Linked DNA regions of Mus musculus: region 1 is linked to region 2. A link is a loop called in an ENCODE intact Hi-C map of the cell type or tissue named here. Cell type or tissue: heart. All regions are shown on one strand. Each heading gives the region's core, and the rest is flanking DNA. Links, peaks and the distances in the headings are about the cores only.

What was found. Hi-C counts contacts between places; a loop is a spot of excess contacts. Peaks named below come from ENCODE experiments on the same cell type or tissue, not always from the same donor. Only the 100,000 strongest peaks of a DNase experiment are listed, where the experiment ranks them.
Region 1: a loop joins it to region 2, with 2.9 times the contacts of the local background. A loop is called at or near these places in 4 of 42 quality-filtered maps.

What each region holds. Positions count from the first base shown.
Region 1 is chr5:64,697,454-64,706,927 of GRCm38, reverse strand. It overlaps Gm26761 (a long non-coding RNA gene), which reads left to right and starts at 7,520. Exons shown (of 4, transcript XR_868446.2): 1 at 7,520-8,499. In heart, for the core only: no CTCF peak of the experiment used is centred there; DNase peaks (open chromatin) are centred at 2,637, 3,607, 4,927 and 5,507; H3K4me3 peaks cover 324 bases; H3K27ac peaks cover 1,562 bases.
Region 2 is chr5:64,377,134-64,386,607 of GRCm38, reverse strand. It overlaps Gm43837 (a long non-coding RNA gene), which reads right to left and starts at 8,655. Exons shown (of 3, transcript XR_003955925.1): 1 at 8,573-8,655; 2 at 2,964-3,081. In heart, for the core only: a CTCF peak has its summit at 3,981 (motif pointing left); DNase peaks (open chromatin) are centred at 3,997, 5,427, 5,647, 7,487 and 2 weaker places; H3K27ac peaks cover 3,812 bases.

The sequences.
Region 1 (9,474 bases), core at 630-8,629, 320 kb before region 2:
TCTGTGTGCATGTGTGCCTCTGCTTTATTCCCTTGAGACAGGGTCTCTCACAGGACTGGAAGCTGTGATTTAGCCTAAGCCAGCAAGTCACACCCATCCCCCTTTCCCTTCCTCCCCAGCCCTGGGTTACAGGCTTGTGTGGCCACACCTGGCTATTAACCAGGGTGCTGAGTTTTGCAGCTCAGCTTCTCTTGTTTGAGCCGGAGTGTTCTTACCCACAGAGTCATCACCCTGACCTCCTTACACTTTTTGTTTGTAGCATTTCTGCAGAACTGGGGGTGGGTTGGGAGTGGGAGAAAGATGATCGTGTGCTTTATAGCCGGGCATGGGGTTTCTAGCTCTGGTGCTCAATTAGGGGAAACACGATTCCATTTCTTTTCCATTTTTTTTTTCTATCTGCCAAAAGGAGAATTCATTCATCAGGGATGAATCTGATAGTCTTGTAGTAGCGATCCCAGGAAAACAAGCTCCCTTGACAGTCTCCCAGGAGCTGTAGGGCTTCCCCGAAGCTTCCTCGGCCTCTCTGCATGCAGCACGAGGCTGCCTTCCTGTTCAGGTGCCCGTGAAGCCGCAGACTTGAATTTTGGAACTTTGAAGGAGAGCGCATAGGGCGTCATACGTGAAGAACCATCTAACACATGGCTCGTGGGCACGGAGGCTGGTGGAATCTTAGATTCATTTCTTCACTCGGGGAGTATGCCTTACTCCCCTGCGCCAACCCCTAGCTTCACAATACCCCTTGATATTGAACCACATTTCCAACCTTCAGACAAAGGCTTTTGAATATGAATATTCAGGTTGGAGAGATGGCTCAGAGGTTAAGAGCACTGACTGCTCTTCCAGAAAGGTCCTGAGTTCAACTCCCAGCAACCACATGATGGCTCACAACCATCTGTAATGGGATCTGATGCCTTCTTCTGGTGTGTCTGAAGACAGCTACAGTGTACCCATAGAAATGAAACAAATAAATCTTTCTTTTAAAAAAAAGTCTTCTTGTCAAAAATAAGTTCATTTCTGTTTAATTAAAAAAAAAAAAAAAAAAAAAAGCCGGGCGGTGGTGGCGCACGCCTTTAATCCCAGCACTTGGGAGGCAGAGGCAGGTGGATTTCTAAGTTTGAAGCCAGCCTGGTCTACACAGAGAAACTCTGTCTCAAATAAAATAAAATTTAATTAAATTTAATTAAATTTAAAAATAAATAAATACAGTAAAGACCCCTATTTGTTTTTTAGAAAAGATAAATATTCATTTATTTATTCCTTCATGCTCTCCCTCCACTCACTTTGTGCATACAAAACATAAATGTGTGTAACATTCAACTCCACTGCATTACTTGACCTGTGGGAAGACTGAAGAAAGGACTGATCAGAATTTTCGGGGAGGGGGAACTGCAGAGATGGCTCAGCGGTTAAGAGTACTAACTGCTCTTCCAAAGGTCCTGAGTTCAATTCCCAGCAACCACATGGTGGCTCACAACCATCTGTAATGGAATCTGATACCCTTTTCTGGTGTGTCTGAAGACAGCTACAGTGTATTTAAAAAAAAAAAAAAACTTAAAATTTTTTTTTCTGGGACTGGAGAGAGAGAGTTCAATGGCTAAAGGCATCTCCTGCCAATTCTAATAACCAGGGTCCACAGGGTAGAAGGACAGAACTGACTCCAAATTCTCAGAAATCCCCATACCACTGTGACATGACCAACACACACACCCACTTTCACCTTCTCACAGTGAGTATAAATGCACAATACACACACACACACACACACACACACACACACACACACACACACACATGTGCGCGCGCGCGGCAGCAGGTAAATCCCTTGGCACTCTTCTGATTTTATTTGCTGAATCCTGGATGCTTAACATAGAAGACTGAGGGAAGGGTACCAAGCATGCATGCCTGGTCAAAGCAGGCATGAGTGGATGGTTGTTGTGTCTTGAAAAATTCCAGCACAAGAGTAACTCCACCCTTCCTTCTGCCCCTTAAGAAGCAAAACAAAATAACAACGGAATAAATAAAACTAACCAATCCTGGCTTACACAACCTTAGCTTACCAATTAAAAATTGGTTCAGACATCAATTCCTTCGAGAGCTATCAATAGCTTCAGCAGGCTGCTGGCTCTTTTTTGCATCTCTGGTCCGCGTCTTCTCTCTCTATTCCCCATCTTTCCACTCCCAGATTGCCCTTGCCTCCCTCGCACTCACAAGTGGACACATAGTGGACACAGACTATAGTCTTGCATAGGTCTCTGTGAGCATTTATTAAACTTGAGCTTAATCCTCCTGTAGGCATTAGGAGGAGGCCTTTGGACACAGAGAATGGTTGGTTTCCTGAAGCAATACCTTGGGAATTTGTCTTGGGATCTGAGGGGGTGATATCCGAAGTTGTTATGTAGATCCTGATCTTAGGGAAATTGCTGGAAGCCTCTAGTATGCACAGGAAGCTTGGGCTCTTGGCCCAATCGGCTCAGAGTCTAAATATTTGGAAGACGAATACTTGGAAATACATTTAAACATTTAAAGCATTTTATTTGTTTTTGCAGTGATTCTCATTGTGAGTGTGATACGATCCTTCAGCAAGGCTGTAGCTGCTGCAGATGCAAGCCCGGGCACAGGCTCCAGCTCAGGGCTTGGAGGGGAGCCAGAGGCGCATGGCTATTGGCTAATGCCCACACCCGGGGTTGTTACTCCCATCCCTTGCCTTCAACACCTGCATCTGAAAGTCATACTAAGGGTCTGAACCAACTCGGCAGTAAAACTGGGAATGGACCACACACACACACACACACACACACACACACACACACACACACCATTTTTCATACCAATCATTACATTACACATTCTGTCAGTGCTGAATGTGTCCTGTTGTCACCAGTTGTCCTCCCAAAATGTCCTGTGGTCACTCTTTCTCTCTGACCAACCAGGTGACACACTTTTCAGCAAGTAGATGTTAAGAGGATGTAAACTAACATGAATGCATTAGGTTATGTAAAACATAATTAGGGAGAGAAGCAGCCCGCATGTTTACAGGACTCAAGCAATGGAATTTTCCACATTCTTTTAATATCTACTTGCACTGTAGGACTTAAATAATATGAACTGTTGACCTGGACTGATCACATTATCTAGATAGTAGCCAAATATCTCCTTTGCCTACTTTGCTGTATCATACATGGGAGTGGGTATTTGGCTTCATTTCTGAAGTTTGTAGAAAGGGGTGGGGCAGGCAGATGGGCTGAGGTGACTGTGGGTGTGCACCTGGCCTTGGTAATTGCTGTGGTACTGAGGTGTCTCAGACAACAATGATAATAACCATCTCTATAGAATTGGGGCTGCAGTCTCAACAGTAAAAATTATATTAAACTGGGCTTCATGCCCAGACTACCGGCTTCAAATAAACAATGTGAGGAAAACATTTTTTTTTTGGGAGGAGCTAAATCAAGCGCTCAGGAAGCCAAGGGAGACAGAGAGGTGCTCCAGTCAAGGAGAAACACTCCCCCCTGCTCACAACACGCCACCCAACATTTGCATGATCAAGTCAATTGACTTGAAAGTCTAACCAGAATCCCATTGACTGTCCCTTGCGCAACCCCTCCTATTGTCAGGCTGCTCAGGGACCTTCTTACTGCTTCCCAAGCCGAGTGGAGCTTGCAAGCGTAATTTCCCAGCCCTCTGGGTTGAAGGCTCCTGGTAGAACAGTGCATGTCAGTGTCTCTCCCAGCACGGCTGTGTGACGTAGATGAATGCGGGACAGGCCATCTGCTGTTGAAGAGGGTGACAGACAGAGTCTGCTCCATTGTGGCAGATGACTCCCCCAGTGCTGGCCAGCTGGCTTAGAGTAGACCAAATTGGACAAGGTAACTGATGTCCAGCAACTCTCTGAGGGAACTCTCTTCTATGTTTGTATTTATCTCTGCTTTCAGACACACACAGACACACACGCACACACACACACACACACACACACACACACACACACACACACACACACACACACTTTTCAAAATGAGAAAGTGTATTCTATTGACAGAGCAAGAGCAGAGACCATGGATAGCTCCGGGCTATGGAAGAATTGGTGGCACTGCGGACCCTGCGGCTAGCTAATGGTTTATCTCTTAATCCCAGCACTCGGGAGATAGAGGCAGGTGGATTTCTGAGTTTGAGGCTAGCCTGGTCTACAAAGTGAGTTCCAGGACAGCCAGGGCTACACAGAGAAACCCTGTCTCAAAAAAAAAAAAAAAAAAAAAAAAAAAAAAAAAAAAAAAAACCAAAACCAAAACCAAAACAACAAAACAAAAAACCCAAAAATACCCCAAACAAACAAACAAACAAACAAACAAAAGAGCTAACTGGATCATGGTTTTACCCTCTCCCCTCCTCCTCTCTCTAATTCTAGAATTTTCACAATGAACATCTAAGACACTTGTCATGCAAATCTTCCAGTTTGGGGACTTTTCTGTTTTTGTTTTTTCTTTCTCTTCTCAGTATTGGATAAGGAACCTAAGGCCTTGAACAAAAGGGGCAAATGTCCTACCAGAGTTCTAGATGTGTCTTCAGGAGGCAGAATCTCACTAAGTAGCTTAAGTTAGCCTTGGACTTGCTTCATAGTCTAGGCTGGTCTTTAATTTTTAATCTTTCAGCCTCTGTCCCCTGAGGGCTGCAGTTTTCAGTGTGTGCTACCATGCCTAGCTGTTCCTAGGACCATCTGGCTCAAGACTTGACTCTTTTCCCTTCCAGGTCTCTAGACTGAGGACCTGTCCTTGCAGGCTCCAGCAGCCTTCAGACTTGTCAGCTGGTTTCCGGGTGGGTCTAGCCAGTGTGAAGCCCAGGACCTGGAGAGCAGCAGGAAGGGAACGGGCATTTCCCCTCTTCCTTTGTGCAGGGGTGGGATCCTTGGCAGCTTCTGTGGCTCTTCTATGAGCTCTCACCAGCCCACACGATTCCAGCTTCCTGTGAGCGATGCCAGCCCCTGGGCTCTCGTCCCATGGCTTCCCCTCTTTGTCCCTCCCTCCTAGGAGTGGCAGCGACTTCCTGCTGTGGCTAGTCTCAGGATTGCTTCATCCCCTCTTGTTTGCCTTCTGGGTTTCTTTTCATCTCCCTGCATTAAATTTCCTCTGTTTTAAATATTCAGAGCGGCTTCTGTCTTCCTGGTTGGGCTCTCACACAAAGAAACAAAAATGTACTTAAAACAAAGGCGAAGGCGGCCAAAGAATTCAGGGGAACAGGAGTTGAGAAGAAATGGAAGAAACAGGATTTCACAGAGCCTGGCAGAACACTGGATATCCAGCAGCCGGAAGGAGTTCTGTTTCGAGGCATGCATATTCAAATACAGATACTTTCCTTGAGGTCATCAGCTCCCGAAGTAAAGGCGAACCATATGCTAGATAAAGGAAAGAAGAGCAGGAGAAAGGTTTTGGGTCCTAAGACACAAGTGCCAGTCCACGGCTCGTAGTGGATGCTGTGGATGGCTACAGGCTCCGTTCTACCCCGTCCCTCACGGCAGAGCAGCTGTGTTTACATGGGACTGGTCCTGCCTTCAGCTTCTGGGTTGTGGCCTTGATTGGCCCTGGTCATGGGCTCACATGTGGACATGTAGGTCCGTGCCACTCAGTGTGTGCCATCCCCCTGACCCTCGGTAAAATGAAAGCGAAGAGGTAATGCCCCTTCAGAAATTAACTTTCAGTGGCCACCTTTCCTGTTTGTTTTTGAGACAAGGTCTCAAGTGGATACCTAAAGGGGACCTTGGCTTCTGATCCTCTCACTTTTGTCTCAGAGCGCTGGGATTACACGTCATCACCGCACCTCATTTACATGGTGCTGAGGGTTTAACCCAGGGCTTCATGCATGCCAGGTAAACTGTTACCAACTGAGCTACTTCCCTAGCCTCGCTTATTGCTTCTAATTAAAAATCAAACAAGCAGACAAACAACAACAACAACAATGAAACCCCACAAAACAAAACAAGATAAAAACACTAAAAATTAAAAGCTGGCATAAAAATAAAGGCCAATGGGAGACAAACAATGTAGAACAGAGACGGCTTTCTGGTCAACCTGTGCCTGAATCCCGCCCCACCAACAGACTCTTCCTGTTACTTGAACATCTACATTCCTTTTGCCATTTAGTATCATTTGATATGAATTTTGATTCTCTCCACAGAAGATATACAACAATGTGATTTATTGGCTGTGTGTCTTTGGGTCAGTCACTTAATCTTTCTGATCCTCAGATTAGTTATCTAAAGGAATAGGAGGAAATTGTTTTGTAGACTTGTTTGAGGGGTGCTCAATATGAAAATGCTCTCTGTACACTGTAAGCTATTATTTGAATATTCTTATGACTGCATGCGCACTATATTTCAAGTGTTAATGTGGTCCAGTACACACTCCCCCTACCAAAAAAGTGTGCCAACTCTCATGAATGCAATTCTGTTAGATCCACCTCAATGCCGGATTGTGAGTGTCTAAGATGGGGCACCAGCTGCCATTATTCCTGTATGGACAGTTCTAAGTAGTTTATGTTTGAAGTCCCAGGGCCATCTATCTAATCTTGAAAAGGTTTATTTTAAACCCCCTGTCAAGTGGAGGTGACTGGCTAACTCTCCGTGTGACACTCACACATTTCCTTGTAAAAGTGTGTGGTTTGCGCTGCCACCTGGAGCTGCTTCGGAAAGTGGGTGTGTCACATTCCTCTCCCTGCATGAAAGTTCAGGTGTGTCCAGAAAAGACCTGCTGGCCAGCTCTGCCCTCGAAGCTGCTCAGAGTTTCTGCTCAGAAGTGGCTTGAGAGCCTGAGAGAGGCACGTAGGTATGAACTTTTCAAAGGGTATAGCTGAACTTTTCAGCTGGGTTTGTCATGCAGCTCAGTTGATAGAATACTTAACCAGCACGAACACAGCTCTGGGTTTGATTGGCTGTGCTGAGTAAACCAGGCGTGGTGGGATGAGCCTGACACTCCATCACTTAGAAGGTGGAGACAGGAGGATTAGAAGTTCAAGATTATCCGTGGTTGTATAGTAGGTTTGAGACCAGCCAGCGCTATATGAGATCCTAAGTCTAAAACAAAACAAAAATCAAAGAGCAGCAAAGGACACCTTGGGAAGTAAAAGGATATTTAACTTTGTTAAAGACCAGCATCCCACTGTAGTAATAGAATATTAAAGGTAACCATTTGTCTTAGGGTTTCTATTGCAACAAAAACCCACCATGACCAAATAGCAAGTTGGGGAGGGAAGGGCTTATTTGGGTTACACTACCACATTTGCTGTTCATCACTGAAGGAAGTCAGGACAGGAATTCAAGCCATGGAGAGATGCTGCTTTCTGGCTTGCTTCCCATGGCTTGCTCCACCTGCTTTCTTACAGAATCCAGGACCACGTGCTCAGGGATGGTACAACCCCCAATGGACTGGATCCTCTCCCACTGATCACTAATTGAGAAATTGCCTTATAGCTGGATCTCATGGAGGCCTTTCCTCAACTGAAGTTCCTTTCTCTCTGATGACTAGGTAGTGTCAAGTTGACACACAAAACCAGTCAGTATGCCATTTATCCAGCTTGATAAGTTCTCAAAGCACAAAGAAGTATCATGTGCACATTTCTTCTAATCACTGGGGTATCTCACACAGGCCTGGAGCTGGGGTTGCTGATGGTGGTCTATTAGGGCAGACAGAAGATGATGGAATGGAGAGCTTGATCTCTTCCATCCAATGACTGTGTGTGTGTGTGTGTGTTTGTTTGTGTAAAACTGTTAGAGATTATTTACATTGTGAATTTCTAAGTCATATCCTGCTACGGTTCCACCCAGAGGGATAGGGCTTAAATCTGAACTTTGCTAAGAAGATTGGCAAAAAATGCATAGGTAGTCCTTAGAGAAACTGTGTGTTCACCCTCGTCAGTCACACAGCTGTCCACCTTTGTCCTTTCATTTCTGTCTCCAGCTAGAACATCAGGCTCGGCTCAACTCTGCCTCCACAGGACCTAGTGTAGCTCTCTGTGAGAGTTCAGGTAAGTATATCAGGGCCTCCTGGCAAAGCCCATATCTTGAGGCCATGGTGAGGCCAGGAACAGTCATGGGCCAGGTAGTCAGCACAAGAATTGGCTGGGCCAGAGTGCAGAAGTTCAGGGCCAAATCATGTTGGAGATGGACGTTGCATCGAGGGAGTGGTCAATAGCACTTTGGTCTCAGGACACAATGTTGAAAGAGGATCTTGTTCCATCAAAGCAGTGGGGAGGAAGGTGAACAGCAGGCCCATCTAGGGAGGGGCTCATGCACAAGGAAGGAGGAAGGAGGGGGCCAGGGACTATAAAAGGGACCAGGAAGCACTTGGCTTTGTAACAAGCACTGAACTAGAGAAAAGGGCAACATGGTCCCTAGTCTCACCTGACTGCTTCAGAGCAGAGCAGTTGCCAAGTTTGTCTGCAAACGAGATTTACCTGGAACAACACTTTTGAAATCATCGTGTCTCAATTGAGAGTTACTGAATACGACAGTGGGTATGTGTGGAGAATTTTCAAAATCCTTTTGTAACAGGAATTTTGGCATGCTTCCCCCATACCCCAATGCTAGAGCATGATCTGATCACACACACACACACACACACACACACACACACACACACACACACACACTATGTGATTACAGTGAGTGACTGAGGCCCACCCTGATTCAAAAAGAATCATTTCTTGATGGAATGTGCAAGCTTTGTGTGCAGAAGTAGGGCGAAACTACTGTTACCACTTGTGGAAGATACAGTCTAACTATAATGGGCCATTATGATATTAGAGCTTCATTGTTATCATTTAGAAGTATGTGTGGCAAATTTTCTTTTTTAAACCCTTTTTGTTTCAGAGCCAGAGTCAAACTAAGCCTGAAAGTACAATATATTGATGCTGAACATAAAACAAGCCAGACAAGATGTTGACTGTTGTTGAAGCAGGACGGGGAGTTGGTTGCTTCCTAACATTCTTTAATTTGTGTGTGCCTGCCGTTTTCCTACATGGAGGATGGAGGGTCTGTTCTGGCTGCTGACAGATGATGGTCTTCATGCCCAGCATATGTGGGTGAGACCGAGTCCTGAAGCTAGCTGGGAAAGCTAGCCCAACAATCTCAAGGCTTAGAGCTTCCTTCCCTCTTAGAGTCTCAGTTCCCTGAAGGTACCTTCCCGTATCTCACAGCCATGGCGTACCCCTCTTCTGACCTGAGACACAGCCTTGCTGGTCTGCATCTTAGCACAGAGGAAAGAGGGAAAAACCTGCCAGCTGGGTCACCAGGTTAGTGGGTTAATTACTTCTCTGGTTGTAACAAAAATGCCCGCCCAAAGCAACTTCAGAAAAGAAGGGTTGATTTGGGCCTGTAGTTTAAAGGTCCAGTTCATCGTGTAAGAATGGCCTGGGGTGGCTGGTCCAAGCCAAGGTATAAAAACAGACAGCTGACAGGAAGTGAGGCTGGACTATCAAACCTCGAGGCCC
Region 2 (9,474 bases), core at 673-8,672:
AACAATTTTAAAGAAAGTTTTAAAGCCCTCCTAGAAAAGCACTGACTAGAAGTATTTTCTTTGGTACAACAAAGTGGGCTCTCAGAAGCTGCGTATGCCTAGGGGCTATGTGTGTCTGACACTGTACAAGTGTGTGTGCACTCAGGGCTGCGTGTGCCTGATGCTGCCTGAGAAACTACAGGATTTAATGGTCATCATGCCAGGTTTCAGTCTTGCTTTGATCCTATCTTTTTTTGCTGCCCTCTTGTTTCTTTTAGAATGGCAGCATTCAGCCTATGTCCTCTTATACGCCATTTCAGTTTTGATTGAATGGCTCACAGCCCGGAGTTTTCTCTTGGGCCTCAGAAGAGACACTGGACTCTGGAACAACGTTGAGACTATTAAGACTACAGGAATTCTTAAAATTAGACACGATGCAGCTCTAGTCACGAGATGCCCACGAGCCTTTGGGTCCAGTGGTAGAATATTGCGGCTTGACTCTGAAGTGCCCCCACAGGCTCAGGCTTTGAGAGCTCATTCCCCATGTGGTGGTTCTATCCTGGGAGGCTGTGGAATGGGAAGTGGAGCTTTGCTAGCGGAAGGAGGTCATTTAAGTCAGACCTCAGAAGATAGCCCAGCCTCTAGCCCTGGCCCACTGTGACGTGAAGGGTCTTCCATCACATGCTCCGGCTGCGGTGGGCTCTCACATGTCTGCCCCACTCTGAAACCAGGAGTCGAAATAAACTTTCCTTCTTAGGCTGTTTCTGTCAGATCCTTTGGTTGAATACGAAAGCAGCCGATACAGAGAGGAAATCAGATACTAGTGCATCCGAGAGCACGATGCCATCCCAGGTAGGACAATCCATTGGCGCAGTACGTTTCATGGGCTGGGGTTCCAGACTGAGTATTAGAAAAAGCAACTTGAGCATGCGCATTAGCTCTTCTCTGCTTCCCGACTTGAGGTACCTAGCTAGCTGCCTTACTTTTCTCCCACCACACCTCCCCACCGTGATGGTCCACACCTTCAAACTGAGAGCGGAAATAAACCCTTCCTTCCCTAAACTGTAGATGTTCTTACAGTAACGAGATGAGCAATGAACAGGCCATTTAAGATTAGAAAACATTGCCGGGCGGTGGTGGCGCACGCCTTTAATCCCAGCACTTGGGAGGCAGAGGCAGGCGGATTTCTGAGTTCCAGGACAGCCAGGGCTACACAGAGAAACCCTGTCTCGAAAAAACCAAACCAAAAAAAAAAAAAAAATAGAAAACATCTTTCAATGCTTCAGTGTCCCCAAGCAACTGTGGTGATTTTTTATTTTATTTTTTATTACTTTACTTTGGTTTATTTCCATTTAAATAATAAAAAAAATCTGTCTGTACTAAGTGAATTCTCATCCTTCTGACTGAATTGGTAAACCTCAGTGACACTGTGGGTGAGCTAGGACTGACAAGATGGCTGAGGAGGTGAAGACACCGGTCACCAGGTCTAACAGGCTGGGTTCTGTAAATCCGCAGGGAACAAAGAAGGAACCAACTCACTTGGGCTGCCCTCTGACCTCCACCCTGAGCCTTGGTGCACTGTTTGAAACTGATTTGTAACAGAATATCTACTAAAAAAGTTTAAGGTTACTAAGTAACTATAAAACTAATTTTCATTGAGCTAATCTGACAAAATGGCTTTAGACCAAGAGTAGGGCTTGTTCCCTAATTGAGTAATTAAAACTGATTCCTTCTAAAACAGAAGACCCTCTGGAAATGGAGGAAGTGTTTTAGGCTGAAGCGAACTGGTAGGAACTGAGAGGATCCCCAAACATGCATAGTGGAAACTCATTCAGGGTTCTCCGGCTGACTTCAGGCAGGGAGAGTGCTCCAAATCCCTTCCAAATGTGGGTCTGATTTCCCTGGAACTGGAAAATCGCCTTTAACATCAAACTGATCCCTTTGCTCCACAGTCTCCCGTTGAAAAGGGAGACCATTCCGACCAACCAGCTTTTCCCAGCCCCACCCCAGCTCCCACAAAGGAACTTAGTGCCGAATCTAGCACAGACCTCCTCTCCAGGGAATCCCAGAGGCTTGTGGGGTGCAAGAGTATAGATTCCAATCTCTGTCATGGCTTCATGGACCTCACCCACAGCACTTACAAAGTCATATGTATGTGCTATGCTCAACTTAAGTGGGATCTGTCCATATTTTCACCAAAAGGGCATCGATTCAGATTTCCCAAGACCCTCGCAATCTCTAAGAAACTTCAGTTGTCCATGGTGTTTTCCATTGGCACATCCTATCTGTACTGGCTAATTTTGTGTCAACTTGACACAGCTGGAGTTATCACAGAGAAAGGAGCTTCAGTTGAGGAAATGCCTCCATGAGATCCAGCTGTGGGGCATTTTCTCAATTAGTGATCAAGGGGGAAGGGCCCCTTGTGGGTGAGACCATCTCTGGGCTGGTAGTCTTGGTTCTATAAGAGAGCAGGCTGAGCAAGCCAGGGGAAGCAAGTCAGTAAGGGACATCCCTCCATGGCTTCTGCATCAGCTCCTGCTTCCTGACCTGCTTGAGTTCCAGTCCTGACTTCCTTGGTGATGAACAGCAATGTGGAAGTGTAAGCCGAATAAACACTTTCCTCCCCAACTTGCTTCTTGGACATGATGTTTGTGCAGGAATAGAAACCCTGACTAAGACACTATCAGCAGACGATTAACTAATTGATTTGGAAGTCAAAATTAAGTTTATACTGATTCTTGGCTGAAGGAACCCTGGTAATGTTTCCTGGCACCTGAGTTTACTTATCTGTAAAATGGGTTCATTCCCCTCTCCAGGTGGTTTCAAAGGATAAATGAGGCAGTATAGATACGGTACTTATTAAGGTACTTCTCAGAGCCAGGCCTGGTGGCTTGTGCCTGTAATTCTAACACTCCCAAGTCATCCTGGCTACACAATGAGTTGCTGGCAAAGCTTGAACACTATACAATGTAAGTATAGCATACCTCAAAACAAAGCAGCGACAAATTCCAATGGTTGACAGGAGGTGTAAAGCAATGTTTATGAACAGCAGCTGTTGTTCTTCCGGCCGCTGCTGTTGAAGAAGAGGTCACAGGGACCCATCTAGGAGGGTTTCAGAAAAGAGGACACAAACTGGTTAATGGGAAGGCCCTGCTACAGATCCCTGTCATTGGATACTTCCCACAACAATGTGTAGCTTAAGTAGGATCAGTCACCTGGTGGTCAGATGTTTCCAAGTTCCTGGGGGTGAGACCGTGCTCTGCTGGGGAGCCCAGGAACGCAGCCTGATTTCCTGGTTCAAAAATCACACCTGTGAAATTCTATCCAGGTGGGAAATTCTTCTGCCCTGAGACTCCTGAAGCCATGGTTCATTATCAAGATATTTTTCCAGGTCACTCTGAGGTCACCTCCTTAACTAATACCACAGTCTGGGAGGATAGCCACCCAGGTCAGCTTCAAGGGCTTTTGCCTAAAATTCCACAGTAACACCTCTTTCATTGACCGTTTACTATGTACCGGTTACAACACATATGGCGATATGGGCATCTATTTAAGACTCTCCAGGGTCTAGCTACAAAAATCTCTAGCAAAAGACCAGAAACTCAGGCGTGGCAACTAACCCAGTCAATCATCTGAGAATACAGCCAGCAGGCAAAAGACCCAATATTCCAGGTCTTTCTGACTCTGGTGCCTGTTACCATCAGGCTAGATGCCACTGTTAATGCAATATTCCTCTCCCCTGTCACCTGTGTTTACACTTGTCAGGGAAGCAAACAGGGTTTAAGAATCTCATTTTTCTCCCCCGCTGAGGACACAACACAGCCTGTGGTCACGAGTCAGGTCCTTCATGGCTCTACATTCTCCAGAATATTCTCCAGCCTTTCTCAGATCACGTCATATCTGCTCAGGACACAATATAATAGCCCATATTTCCATTTCTCTAGTTTGGCTAAGTGGCCACGTTTCTGAAACACCTGGTTGGAGCAAGAGTGCCACCTGCTGGAATATCTGGGTCACTGCCAACACTAATTCCTCCAGGCAGAGAGGGCAGGCCAGCAGGATGGGTTTCAGGAAAGCGGTGTGAAGCCCTTACTTCCTGGACACGTTCCTGGACAGCTCCAAGAACTCACTCAGCAATGTACAGGTCCAGATTTCACGGAAATTACCAGGGATTGCTCAAATACAGGTCTGAGAGTTTGAGTGTGTTCCTTGGGTTCAAAGCCCAGGCCTGGGATCAGGAAGATAGAATGCAGAACCATGGTAGTATAGGGTTGTAGTCTTATCTTTCTGTAACAATTTAAAATGTTGCTTGTCAGAATCTTTTGGTATTCACTTTGATGTTTTCAAAATAGGGCTTCGCTTATTTACAGACTTTTTGGAGGCACCCCTTTTTTCTTTTTCTTTTTTCTTTTCTTTTTTTTTTCTTTTTTTATTTTTTTGTGCTCATATTAACACCTCTCCTCCCCATCTTGTGCTTGCCGGATAAAGTCATCCCTGTTCCCCATCAGGCTAAGGCCAAACAGGGGGCTGCCAACCTGGACTGGATGAACAGCTAGCGGCGGGGTTGTCTGGGAAATGTTGAGATTTTATGAAGCAAGTATGTATATTTTCCGCGGTGATGGTTTATCATGCCCTGACTAGTCTCCAGGAAAGCCATGACTTTGTAAGGAGTAGTCTTTACAAAAATCTTCAGGCTTTATCAAGCAAACGGAAGATAGCAGTGGCTATAGCTGTAGAAACAGCATGGTCGCCCTGACAGAGACCCAGGCATTTGCCAGTGTGCATTGTTTTTGGACGCAGGTTGGTTAGGGGAGTGCCTCTCCCAGATAAACAGATTCTCAGCAGCGTGAGCCACTTCCTTCTTTGTCCCTGGCTTGCTGCTGCTTCCAGTCATCTCAGCCCTGTCACGGTTCTCAAGTGCAGTTCTTGGAAAGCTGCAGCCTCCCCTCTGGAATACCCGCTCATCCACCGAGGGCCTTGCATTCTCCTGCAAGATCATTTCTGTGCCAGCCTCACTGTTTCCTGGAAGCCCTGAGCATTTCACAAACACTCCTGGTAGCAAACATCCCCCCCCCCCCCCCCCGCCCAAATTGCATTCCTATTTATCTATCTTCCTCACAATATGGGGGAAGACTTGGGAGAGCAGGCTACTAACTGTTACTCATTTTGGAATCCGTAGCACTTAGCACAGATATTGAAATGTCTCAATGAACGAGTAATTAAATTTTGATTGAGGAAACAATCACTTATAATATTTTTCCCTAAAAACATTCCTTGGCTCTTTCGGCAATATATGAGCCTTGGTAGGGTCGATTGAAAGACAGATTTCACCACCATTCTTAACATTTCTTGGAGGTGTGAGTCTCTCTGACAGTCACAGTATGTGGGTGGGGCTCAGCCCAGCTTGGCCTCTGGAGAAGTAACTGACATCCAGACCACTTTCTGAGCATGCGCAGTGCCCACTTAGCAGTAAATGGCTCCAGGCAAGCCATGGGTTTTGCTGCTTTTTGTAATTCCTCATTTGCCTCCACCCATGCTCAGAGCAAGCGAGAGAGGAGAGAGAGAGAGAGAGAGAGAGAGAGAGAGAGAGAGAGAGAGAGAGAGAGAGAGAGAGAGAGAGAGCCAATAGGGGAATTCACAGGAGAGAGTGGCCATTGGCTGAAGCCAGCTGTCGCCTGGGAACCCCACAGCTTTATTGTCAAAGACCCAAACAGGAAATTGGTTGACCCAACTCACTTCCGCATCAGGATATAGAGAGCTGGATTTCGTGAGTCGGACCCGCTAGCTTTACTCTGTTTCCTTTTGCTAGAACAAAATTCATAAGAAATCGATAAGATCTCGGGGTGACAGCTCCAACCTTTGCTTCTCCCACACACTTCAGAGGAAAGCAAGCTTGAGGCAGGAGGCTAACCCAGCTGGTTTGCTCCCACCATGAGTTCAAGGCTGCAGGGGAAACACAGGGCTGAGCCCCATAGGGCTGTGGTTGTCACTGAGTGATCACCCACTTGCCCCAAACAACAGAACATGTTCCTGTGTTTGGCAGAATGGAATTCCTTACTCTGCCTTTAGGTCCTCCTGGTGTAGCTGAGCCTGTACAGTTTCCTCACACTGGATTTTCTTGTCCCAAAGCCACTGAGTCACGGGCAGCCATTCACACCACTTCTCAAAGATGCGGGTCAGCTTCCAGATGTGGAATCAGAGGACTCCAGCTGTGGGTAGCAGGGATAGTTAAACACGCCAGGGCCACATCGATCCTGAACATCCCTAGACTTCTTTCTTGTCCATTTTCTCTAAAGTATAAGAAGAACATTGGCTTGCATAGCATTTACATTGTATTGAGTGTAATGATAACTTTAAAATATGTATTTATGCATGTAAGATGCTACTTAAAGCATTCAGGAAATGTGCACAGGTTATTTTTTAAATATACCTTATTTCATTTATTTGTTTGCTTGTTTGTTATTCATTTACTTATTTGGGACTCGGGGGGACGACAGGGTCACAATGTTGTCTTACAACTCCTAGGCTCAAGGGTCTCTCCTGCCCAAGCCTTTCTAGTGGTGGGACTCGAGGCAGAAGCCACCACTGAGGGTGTGAAGGGACTGCAGATGTGACATGTAGATCTGGAGTGGGCCCTGTTTCCAGGAGATCAACCTACAGGAGACTTGGTGTCTATCTGCGGTTCAGTGAGCAGAGGGTCTCTCTCCTGACCCTCTCCTGACTCCTCCTCCTCTGGATTGCAGGCCTTTCCTCTGAAGACCCCAAAAACCCACAGAGAAGGAAAGGAGGTAAGAGCCGAATTCAGAGGCAGGCAAAGGGAGCTTACGTTGTCACTCTTCCTTGGATGCACATGCACTTCCAGGCGCTCCAGCTATAAATGGGCCACCCACCCATCCCTGAGCTGTGGATCTCTGGCCTGTGCTGGTCTTACTTGTGGCTCCCTGTCTTAGGTCTCTTTCTGTTCTCTTTCCAGTTGGTAAAGTGGGTGGGTATGGATTGATGGAAGTCTCAAACCCCAAGGACAAGAATATCAAGCACTTCCAAATTGTTCTTCAGCCAGGCCCCTTATGTTACATCCAATGATTACCATAGCCTTTGGTAAGTGCCAGCTGAGGATTCTTGGATGGCAAAGCTTCTCAGTGCTGGAGTCTGGATTTCTGCGATTGTGGGGCAGAGTTCTGACTTATAAAGCTGTACTCTTCCTCGTCATGCAGGGACCCTGGTGTTTCAGAAAATGGCCTAGGAAGCGATCATTGCCTGAGCCTATTAACAAGGACACCTAAGTCAGGCCAAGGCCAGCTCGGGCATGCGTGTCAAGGGAAGTGGGGCTGGGGGTTGGGGGTGGAGAGGTTTACACAGGCAGGTCAGGGTTGTTGGGACCACTCTTTATTCTGCTGACTTCATTCAGTTCCAGTGTTACAAAACTCGCTCTTTATATGGTGCCTGTTACAGGAACTGGTCAGATAGGGCGTGGACAAGTTGGGGGTCATTCCGAGGCCATGGAGACTCCCCTACGTCAGCACTTTAAGACTCGGTCCCATTTCCTCCTTTAACATATGCCTGAGCTTGAAGCCCGTCCTTTCACCCCGTGCTTCCGTCTTCTTTTTAAAACTCTAAGGGACAAGAGAAGTTTCTTGTCCCACTTCCTCCCGTCTCTCCTCTCCCCCAACCCCCACCCTCAGCCCCTGTTTCTGAATCAGCCAGTGCTCCAGCTCTGGGTGGGTAAATGTTTTCCCAAGAACTCTCCAGAAGCCCCAGGTTTTGCTTCTAAGTCAGTTCGGCGATGGTACATCTGGATATCCTTTCTCAGTGAAACACCACTCAGTGTTTAAGGAAAGGAAATGATGAAATATTCAGGAGAGCTGATCCGAATACAAAGGAATCCAAGAGCACTGGGCAGCATGCTGTCTAAACACACTTTGTTTCTTCAGAAAGAAAAAGCAAACCATCAGGGGAAAAAAAATACGTTTTACAAAATGGCTTATATTGGGAGAGAGCTGGAGATTTTTAAGAAACCTGAAATGTAAGAGGGTTAGCCCAGACTTCGTTATTAATATCTTGGAACCAGCTGGAGAGTGAAATTAGGCTGTAAAATCGTTGCACCATTTGCTGGGCCAAGCTGGAAATAACACGTTTCTCACATAGTTCTACAGGAGACAAATACCACACTGGGGCACAGGAGAGGCAGTGTGGTCTCACTGTCTTTGTTTTCTCATTTGCTGGGGGTAATAATTCCTTTCACCAAGCTCACAGATTGAAGGGTCAGAATGGAGAGGTGAAGGCAGGGTCTTGGTGTCAGGCTGCTGGCTCTGTCCCCCAGTGATGGCGGGCTCGAACGCTCACCTCTCTGTGCCCTCATTCCCTCATCTAGAAAATGAGAGTCGTACCCGTGATGGCAACTGGTCTGCTTAGCATCCAGGTGGAGCCTGAACACTCTCAGTAATGCCAGCCATAGTTAGGTGATGTCCTTCTGGCAGTGGCTGCCACCAGGTCCTCTGCAGCCCTCTTCAACACTGACAACCCCTTCGGTAGAGTGACAGAGGAAAAAGCAAAAATACAAATAAGTGAAAGGAAGATGTCACCATCAACTTACAGAAACAAGCAGGCACACAGGAGGGGGTGGCAATTGCATGCCCACGAACCAGACAGCTTGGCTAATGGCAATCTCCAGAAACACAAATCACCCAACTACACCCTCCCTCTCCCCCCCTAGAGAAAGGAAGTCCTGAGAGAGCTAGCTACCACAAGAAACCGAGTCAACAGATTGAAACCTCTCTGTGACGAAATCTCAGGACCAGGTAGCCTCGTTTGTATGTTCTCCGGGACAATTGAAGAATGAACGCCTGTTCTCCTCTAAGTCTCCCAAGCGAGGCAATGATCTGAACACTTCCAGATCTACTCTGTGAGGTCAGCATTACCCAGAGGCAGAAAAACAAAACAAAGAAACAAACAAAATAGTTTCTGACTCCTTTTAGAACTGTGCCCTCTCTCTAACCTAATACCTTTCATAGACTCTATCTCCAAATTCTGTTTCTCCTCAGCTTTGATCCCCCACCTCACAAGTTACCTAACTTGCTCATTCACCTCCTGTCTTCTCCATTAGCACCCACATTCCATCAGAGTAGGGTGTCTGTTGTCGGTTTGAGTGTCTCTTGATAAAGTCTCCCTGTCTGGCATGTCATCTGTCACGTAAGAGATGCTCAAGAAAACTTTACTGACCAAGCGAGCACGTCGTCTAATCATTCATGGCTTGGGAGACTAGCACACCAACAAGGAAGGACAGAGATGGCTGCCAGGAGAGGGTGAACTTCCAAAGGCAGAGAGATAGGTAAGCAAGAGAGAGCCCTGTCAGAAGAATACAGAAATGAGCAAGGGTGCCCACTGTCTCCATCGGGGCCAGAAGGTCAAGGACTCAAATGTCCACAGGAACTTCTGTGAACAAAGGTCATTGAGCCCCTCAGAGGGCTGCATTGGCGGAGTAGCTTGGGGGGGGGG